2 separate regions of the Homo sapiens genome follow, and region 2 is linked to region 1. A link is an interaction called in ENCODE POLR2A ChIA-PET data of the cell type or tissue named here. Cell type or tissue: endothelial cell of umbilical vein. All regions are shown on one strand. Region 1 overlaps LOC107986309 (a long non-coding RNA gene). Region 2 has its middle 100 kb from the start of ANXA5.

The links. Peaks named below come from ENCODE experiments on the same cell type or tissue, not always from the same donor. Only the 100,000 strongest peaks of a DNase experiment are listed, where the experiment ranks them.
Region 2: POLR2A ChIA-PET joins it to region 1 with 8 read pairs; 3 of 35 experiments call an interaction of 5 or more read pairs at or near these places.

What each region holds. Positions count from the first base shown.
Region 1 is chr4:121,440,212-121,445,211 of GRCh38, forward strand. All of the region lies in intron 1 of LOC107986309 (a long non-coding RNA gene), which reads left to right. Among named protein-coding and RNA genes, the nearest start is that of QRFPR, 62 kb to the left of the region's middle. In endothelial cell of umbilical vein, no CTCF peak of the experiment used is centred here; no DNase peak of the experiment used is centred here.
Region 2 is chr4:121,591,936-121,596,935 of GRCh38, forward strand. No RefSeq gene overlaps it. Among named protein-coding and RNA genes, the nearest start is that of ANXA5, 100 kb to the right of the region's middle. In endothelial cell of umbilical vein, no CTCF peak of the experiment used is centred here; a DNase peak (open chromatin) is centred at 3,086.

The DNA.
Region 1 (5,000 bases):
CTCTCAGGAATTTACCTCTAACTGTACAAATGTGATTCAAAGAATCTTGCCTGAGTCACCAGTTTTCTATCTGCTTATAGATATCCAATACAGATTGTACAGAATGTAAGGGTCCAAAGGGGAAATAAAGTCCAGTATTTTCATTAATGATATCAAAATATTTCATATTTTGCCATAGAAAAATACAGAAAATAGAAAACACATTTTTTTTCCTTATGAGACAAAGAACAAAATGTACAAATAGAAGATAAAATTTGAAAATTACGATTTTATCTAGCTTAAATTTGGAAACCTTCAGCTGGGAGCATCTACTAGACCCTACACAGGAATTTGACCACAACTTTGCTTTAAATGATGTATTAATTTTAAATTGAACTATTTTTTAAAAACCTCTTTGGTAAATGAATCTCATTCCTAAAAGATTTATTCATCAAAGCTCCATTGTATTTCCAGTGTTCTTGGAGCTGTGGGAAATATTACAAGAGCAATCAGAAATTAAATTCAATTGTTTCTTCTGCTTAGTGGGGAGAATTTAACTACTGTGTCTACATAATTTCTTATTTTCTCATGTAGGAGACCCAGGCTTGATAATATTCTGATTAATGGTTCAGTATATTTGAGAATCCAAAGACAAAATACTAAAACGAAGTCAATCAAAACCCCCTTTCCCTGAATTTTTGCAGGAACAATTAATCTCAATTGAGACTAAAAGCCAAAGGGGAATAGCTAGCACATTATTAGTTCAGTTTTATATACTTTGATGAAAAGCTCATTATTTTCTTCTGATTAATTAGTATGCATCACTCAAAGATGTGAAAAATATTTAAAAAGTTAAAGTGAAGATATTTTTAAAGAAACCTTTTGTTCCTCAGTTTAGTTTATTTGTTACACTAAAAACAGCAATAATTTTTGCTTTCCATTTGTTTGTTAAATTTTCCTCCATCCCTTTATTTTGAGCCTATGTGTGTCTTTGCACGTGAGATGGGTCTCCTAAATACAGCACACCGATGGGTCTTGACCCTTTATCCAATTTGCCATTCTGTGTCTTTTAATTGGGGCATTTAGCCTATTTACATTACAGGTTAATATTGTTATGTGTGAATTTGATCCTGTCATTATGATGCTAGATGGTTGTTGATGCAGTTTCTTCATAGTGTCAATGTTCTTTACAATTTGGTATGTTTTTGCAGTGGCTGGTACCGGTTGTTCCTTTCCATTTTTACTGCTTCCTTCAGGAGCTCTTGTAAGGCAGGCCTGGTGGTAACAAAATCCCTCAGCATTTGCTTGTCTGTAAAGGATTTTATTTCTCCTTTGCTTATAAAGCTTAGTTTGGATGCATATGAGATTCTGGCTTGAAAATTCTTTAAGAATGTTGAATATTGGCCCCCACTCTCTTCTGGCTTGTAGGGTTTCTGCAGAGAGATCTGCTGTTAGTCTGATGGGCTTCCCTTTGTGGTTTCATTCTCCTCGTCACATTCAGGTACACCAATCAAATGTAGATTTGGTCTTTTCACATAGTCCCATATTTCTTGGAGGCTTTGTTCCTTTTTATTCTTTTTTCTCTAATTTTCTCTTCTCTCTTTATTTCATTAAGTTGATATTCAATCACTGATATCCTTTCTTCTGCTTGATTGATTTGGCTATTAAAACTTGTGTATGCTTCACAAAGTTCTCTTGCTGTGTCTTTCTGCTCCACCAGGTCATTTATGTTCTTTTCTACACTGGTTATTCTAGTTAGCAATTCATCTAACATTTTTTCAAGGTTCTTAGCTTCCTTGCATTGGGTTAGAACATGTTCCTTTAGCTCGGAGGAGATTGTTATTACCCATCTTCTGAAGCCTTCTTCTGACAATTCGTCAAACTCATTCTCCATCTTCAAACTCATTGCTGGTGAGGAGTTGTGATCCTTTCCAGGAGAAGAGGCATTCTGGTTTTTGGAATTTTCAGCCTTTTTGTGCTGCTTTCTCCTCATCTTCATGGATTTGTCTATCTTTGGTCTTTGATGTTAGTGACCTTCAGACAGGGTCTTTGAATCGACGTGCTATTCCTTTCTGTTTGTTAGTTTTCCTTCTGACAGTCAGGCCCTCTGCTGCCAGTCTGCTGGAGTTTGCTGGAGCTCCACTCCCAACCCTGTTTGCCTGGGTATCACCAGCGGAGGCTGCAGAACAGCAAAGGTTGCTGCCTGATCTTTCCTCTGGAAGCAGGAGTTGCAGTCCTAATCTCTGATAAAACAGACTTAAAATATCAACAAAGAATAAAACAGACTTTGTATCAACAAAGATCAAAAGAGACAAAGAAAGGCATTACATAATGGTAAAGGGATCAATGCAGAAAGAAGGGCTAACTATCTTAAACGTATATGCACCCAATACAGAAGCACCCAGATTCATAAAGCAAGTTCGTAGAGACCTACAAAGAGATTTAGTCTTCCACACAATAATAATGGGAGACTTTAACACCCCACTGTCAATATTAGACAGATAAATGAGGCAGAAAATTAACAAGGATATTCAGGATTTGAACTCAGCTCTGGACCAAGCAGACCTAATAGACATCTACATAACTCTCCACCCCAAATCAACAGAATATACATTCTTCTCAGCACCACATCATACTTATTCTAAAATTGACCACATAATTGGAAGTAAAACACTCCTCAGCAAATGCAAAAGAATGGAAATCATAACAAACACTCTCTCAGATCACAGTGCAATCAAATTAGAACTCAGGCTTAAGAAACTCACTCAAAACCACACAACTACATGGAAACTGAACAACCTGCTCCTGAATATTACTGGGTAAATAATGAAATGAAGACAGAAATAAAGATGTTCTTTGAAACCAATGAGAACAAAGACACAATGTACCAGAATCTCTGGGACACAATTAAAGCAGTGTTCAGAGGGAAATTTATAGCACTAAATGCCCACAAGAGAAAGCAGGAAAGATCTAAAATTGACACCCTAAAGTCAAAATTTAAAAAACTAGAGAAGCAACAGCAAACAAATTCAAAATCTAGCAGAAGACAAGAAATAACTAATGTCAGAGCAGAACTGAAGGAGATAGAGACATGAAAAGCCCTTCAAAAAATTAATGAATCCAGAAGCTGGTTTTTTGAAAAGATCAGCAAAATAGACCACTAGCCAGACTAATAAATAAAAAAGAGAGAAGAATCAAATAGATGCAATAAAAATGATATAGGGGATATCACCACTGATCCCACATAAATACAAACTACCATCAGAGAATACTATAAACACCTCTATGCGAATAAACTAGAAAATCTAGAAGAAATGGATAAATTCCTGGACACATACACCCTCCCAAGTCTAAACCAGGAAGAAGTCCCTGAATAAACCAATAACAAGTTGTGAAATTGAGGCAGTAATTAATAGCCTACCAACCAAAAAAAGTCCAGGACCAGACAGATTCACAGCCGAATTCTACCAGATGTACAAAGAGGAGCTGGTACCATTCCTTCTGAAACTATTCCAAACAATAGAAAAACAGGGAATCCTCCCTAACTCATTTTATGAAGCCAGAATCATCCTGATACAAAAACCTGGCAGAGACAAAACAAGAAAAGAAAATTTCAGGCCAATATCCCTGATGAACATCAATGTGAAAATCCTCAGTAAAATACCAGCAAACCGAGTCTAACAGCACATCAAAAAGCTTATCAACCACGATCAAGTCAGCTTCATCCCTGGGATGCATGGCTGGTTAAACATATGCAAATCAATAAACGTAATCCATCACATAAACACAACCAATGACAAAAGCCGCATGATTATCTCAACAGATGCAGAAAAGGCCTTTGATAAAATTCAACACCCCTTCATGCTAAAAACTCTCAATAAATTAGGTATCAATGGAATATATCTCAAAATAATCAGAGCTATTTATGACAAACCCACAGCCAATATCATACTGAATGGGCAAAAACTGGAAGCATTCCCTTTGAAAACTGGCACAAGACAAGGATGCCCTCTCTCACTACTCCTATTCGACATAGTATTGGAAGTTCCAGCCAGGACAATCAGTCAAGAGAAAGAAATAGAGAATTCAGATAGGAAGAGTGGAAGTCAAATAGTCTGTTTGCAGATGACATGACTGTATATTTTGAAAACCCCATCATCTCAGCCCAAAAACTCCTGAAGCTGATAAGCAACTTCAGCAAAGCCTCAGGATACAAAATCAATGTGCAAAAATCACAAGCATTTTTATACACCAATAATAGACAGATAGCCAAATCACAAGTGAACTCCCATTCACAATTGCTACTAAGAGAATAAAATACCTAAGAATCCAACCTACAAGGGATGTGAAGGACCTCTTCAAGGAGAACTACAAACCACTGCTCAAAGAAATAAGAGAGGACACAAACAAATGGAAAAATGTTCCATGCTCATGGATAGGAAGAATCAATATTGTGAAAATGGCCATACTGCCCAAAGTAATTTATAGATTCAATGCTATCCCCATCAAGCTACCACTGACTTTCTTCACAGAATTAGAAAAAACTACTTTAAACTTCATATGGAACCAAAAAAGGGCCCACATAGCCAAGACATTTCTGGGCAATAAGAATAAAGCTAGAGGCATCATGCTACCAGACTTCAAACTATACTACAAAGCTACAGTAACCAAAACACCATGGTACTGGTACCAAAACAGATATATAGACAAATGGAACAGAACAGAGGCCTCAGAAATAACACCACACATCTACAACAATCTGATCTTTGACAAACCTGACACAAATAAGCAATGGGGAAAAGATTCACTATTTAATAAATAGTGTTGGAAAAACTGGCTAGCCATATGCAGAAAACTGAAACTGGACTCCTTCCTTACACCTTATTAAAAAATCAACTCAAGATGTATTAAAGACTTAAACGTAAGGCCTAGGACCATAAAAATCCTAGAAGAAAACCTGGGCAATACTATTCAGGACATAGGCATGGGCAAAGACTTCATGTCTAAAACACCAAAAGCAA
Region 2 (5,000 bases), 150 kb after region 1:
AAAAAGTGGGCAAAGGATATGAACAGACACTTCTCAAAAGAAGACATTTATGTAGCCAACAGACACGTGAAAAAATGCTCCTCATCACTGGTCATCAGAGAAATGCAAATCAAAACCACAATGAGATACCATCTCACACCAGTTAGAATGGCAATCATTAAAAAGTCAGGAAACAACAGATGCTGGAGAGGATGTGGAGAAATAGGAACAATTTTATACTGTTGGCGGGAGTGTAAACTAGTTCAACCATTGTGGAAGACAGTGTAGTGATTCCTCAAGGATCTAGAATTAGAAATACCATTTGACCCAGCCATCCCATTACTGGGTATACACCCAAAGGATTATAAATCATGCTACTATAAAGACACATGCACACGTATGTTTATTGCAGCACTATTCACAATAGCAAAGACTTGGAACCAACCCAAATATCCATCGATGATAGACTGGATTAAGAAAATGTGGCACATATATACCATGGAATACTATGCAGCCATGAAAAATGATGAGTTCATGTCCTTTGCAGTAACATGGATGAAGCTGGAAACCATCATTCTCAGCAAACTATCACAAGGACAGAAAACCAAACACCACATGTTCTCACTCATAGGTGGGAACTGAACAATGAGAATACTTGGACACAGGGAGGAGAACATCACACCCCAGGGCCTGTCGTGGGGTGGGAGGCAGAGGGAGGGATAGCATTAGGAGAAATACTTAATGTAAATGATGAGTTAATCGGTGCAGCAAACCAACATGGCACATGTATACATCTGTAACAAACCTGCACATTGTGCACATGTACCCTAGAACTTAAAGTATAATTAAAAAAAAAAAAAAAGAAAAAGCTCTGTAAACCTGAGGCTGATTTTTATTGTGAAAATTTTGTATTTTGATTAAATTATTTACTTTTAGTTGCTTAGGAAAAGCAAAGTGTTAAAATTTAAGAAAAACTTTGAGACAAAATAACCCTGGCTCTTATCTGTAACCTACTTTAGCACCCTGGACAAATCATTTTACCTTGCTAGCTCTATCTTTTTTAACCGTAAATGGGTTAGTTAAATCTCAGGTTTCTATAAAATTGTATGAAGATGAAATTTCAAAACGTTATATGAAAAAGACATTTGAATTCAACTCTGTCAAAGAACTTACACTCAGAATACATAAATCTTAAAAAAGAAATGAAGAAAAACAATCCAATTTTTAAAAACTGGGCCAAAGGCTCAAAAAGGGACTTTTAAAAAATACAGCATCCAAATAACAAATAAGCATATGAAAAGATGTCCAACAACTTTGGTTACAGAAATGAAGCCAAAATGTGATAACACTAAAATTTATCAGGATGCCTTTTCAAAATTACCATATGTTAGTAAAGTTGTGGAACAGCCAAAACTCACACTGCTAATGGAAATGTACAGCAGTGCAGCCACTTTTTAAAACTCTTTGGCAGTATCTGCTAAAGTTGGATGTATATAGGCCTTACAATCCAGCAATTCCACTCTTAGATATATCCCCAACAAAATGAGTGCATATGTGCACCAAACAACATAAAATAATGTTAGAAGCAGTTTTATCTATAAGAAGCAAAAACTAGAAACAATCCAAATGTCTATCAGCAGTAGGATGAATAAATTAATTGTAGTATGTTATGCAATAGAATGTGTACAGTAATGAAAAAGACTGAATTATTGCTATATTCAACAATGTGAACGGGTCTCAGAGATGCTAATGGTACGCAAAAGAAGACTGACACAAAAGAATATGCACTGTACGATTTCATTTATTTGAAGTTCAAAAACAAGCAAAACTAATTTTTGGTGCTAGAAGTCAGAATGGTGGGTTACCTGTGGGAGCACAATACTGACTGGGAGGCTGGAGATGTTCTAAATTTTGATCTGGATTGTAGTTATATGGGTATATTTGTTTATAAAAATGCATCAAGCTTTATTATAATGTCTAGTGTCAATAAAAAGCATATTTACTTGTAAAATTTTATTAAACTTTACATATTGCATGACTCATCAATTTTAAAATTTATCCTCCAAATTTTTATGAGTGAAGAAAGATATACCTGAAGTTTAGTAACTCTTTCAAATATTATTTGTTGGGTTTCATTCAAAAAATAATATTTTTAGCTATTGTTTTAGCAATATATATGGATAGAGATGTCTAAGTAATATTCACAAATTATTCACCAAACATTAATTATTTTTTCCAGAGGGCAATAGTTGACTTTTGACATGGACTTTTCTATATTGTTTGAATTATTAATGATGGCATATGTCATTTTTATAAAAATTATAGGGCCATTTTTCTTCAAGAAAAATGAATAAATAAAGCTATCTGGGTAACATGTCTGACCACTATCCCTGTCAAGGATAATTGAGTGGGTTTGTATAATTCAATAATTGTAATTAAATCCATAGCCATGATCATTCTGAAACGCCTGCATCCTCTTTCTCCCTTTCTGTTCACCAGCTGCAGTGCTGCTAATGGCTGAGGGCATCACTGAGATGTTCTGTAACTCACTGCAGGCGAGATGCCGCTTCAGTATCCCATACCTTTGGCTGCTCTTCGTCTACTATACCTCCTCACACTTCTCCCAGTCACCTTTCCAGCAGCTGTGATTCCAGCTGATTTTGGCCACCCACATTGATCTGGACAGGATGCCTCTCAGGTAGGTTTCAATATAGATGTCCCTTTTCCACCTCTAGCCAACCTGAACCCAGGAAGACTGTGGGCAGCCTGAGTACATGACGTTTTTCTCACAACCGAGGGTTGTTGACTCCCAAGTGGTAGATATTTGTCAAGGCTGATGCTATTACTTTTGGTTACATGGTATTCGATCAGGCTTCCTATTGGAGGGAAGGAATCTTTATTTGAAGATCTTGATGGATGATAGGTTGTCCCCTTTCACCAGGAAAGCCAGAAAGGTCCCTGGCAGCTATTGGAATAGCATGTGGCCTCAACTCTCCCAGTAGGAACTTCCACACAATACTTGGAATCCTGAGGGGATGATGTTAACATACAGGAGTATCCTGTTATTCATTCATAAGAGGATTGCGAAATTGAGTGTCCATGGAAATGGTGGCAAGTATCCAGTAGCAACAGCAGTGACATTCTACCAGACTTTCCTGAGACATGAATCTGGTCATATTCTCAGCTACACAGACTTCCTTAGCTCTTGACTATTTCCTAAACTTGATTCATAAGCTATTCAACATTTTTCCAACAAATATCTTTTCTCCCAAGCTATCCAGATGTGGTTTCTGTTGCATGCAACTAGGAACCCTGATCCCCTCCTACTACCTTTTTATTTATTTCTGTCCAGTTGGAACCTGGAGAAAACTAACACTACCTCTCTATAAACCTACTTTACTGAAGGAAGAAAATTCCATTCATTCCCATCTCTCCACATCACCTTCCGCTTCTCTGGGATTTCCATCACTCCGAGAGCATTCCACATAAACTGGACCTGTTTAGTTGATCCTTTCCCCTTGGAAGCCTTTACTCTCTTTACAAAAAAAAAAAAAAAAAATCTGTTTAAAGAGAAAAAGTCAGCCTACTTTTTTCCAAACTCCTTTGGGACTTTGTAAAAGGTGAAATGGGTAAGCATGTTGGTATCTGGAAAGAATTTTTAAAGATCCTTCTCTACATTCCACTGTTTTATCAATAGTCAAGTATTCTATTTCATGACTATTGTGTATTAGGTATATCTATACTTGATTTTACAAATTCATAATTGTGAAGGTAAAATCAATCAATATCACAACATCCAAAAGCCATCAACACTTTCGCATTAGTTTCTCACTCCTGAGCTGCTTTCAAGAAATGATTTAGATAAAGAGGACCAAATGAAACAGGCTGGAAATTCAGAAAGAATTATATTCCCATCTCTGTGACTGTGCTTCCTTCATCAAAGGATATAGTAGAATGGATATTTGTTATACGTTGAGGCTGCATAGCAACTGTGCACATCTTTACAGTGTATGGGAACTTGTTGCCATAAAAAGCCTCACCTCCCCAAGGTAAAAGCCAGCAGGACCTTTCCCTGGTCCCTAGCAGACAGGACTCAGACAGGGAATGAGCATCTTGCCCATCACCTGGTCAAGGCAAAAGTAACAGGAAGATGAAGAAGCTGTGTAAAATTCACTCCTGCAAGGGAATATGATGTGACAGACATTCATTTGTTTTGAGGAGGCCCAATGGCAATACCCAAAGCCAGCCCTGGGTAATAGTGAACTGCCATATCTGAGTCCCAGCAGCAGAGCATGGTTTGAGCCATCTTCTGGTGGTCCAAACCTGCCAGAGATTTCTGCAAACCACACGACTCATGCTAATACATTTATATTCTGCTATAACTAGTAAAAGAAGGTCCTTTTGACAATGGATAACCCTGATTGATAGTGGAGAAAATGCTTACCCAAGGAATTTATTTTATTTTCTTTCCTATAACACAAAGAAACCTACCTCGATATGAAATAAATACCCTTTCAAATCCTGGTGTATAAAGTATACTCATTATTAATAGTCCTGCCTACATAAAATACCTCAAAACCACAAATAAATATTATTTATTATGGTGATAAATAACCATCTCTCAGATTGCAGGGAGCTTTAAAAACACTGAATCTCACAGGATGCTGTTCACATTCATCTGCAAGGAAGAGAACTAGTACCATTGTTTAGTCTGAATTGAACCATACAAACAATATTATGTGTTTGTGTGATATATTGTGCCAGCACAGTTTAATAAATCTTATTCAATAACTTTTGCACCACATCAACCTTATAGAGAATAACATTTTTTTTTTTTTTTTTGAGATGGAGTCTCCTCAGCCGCCCAGGTTGGAGTGCAGTGGCGTGATCTCAGCTCACTGCAACCACTGTCTCCCGGGTTCAATAGATTCTCCCAACTCAGCCTCCCGAGTAGCTGGGATTACAGGCACCTGCCATCATGCCTGGCTAATTAGAGAATAACTTTTTACAGGACTTAGCAT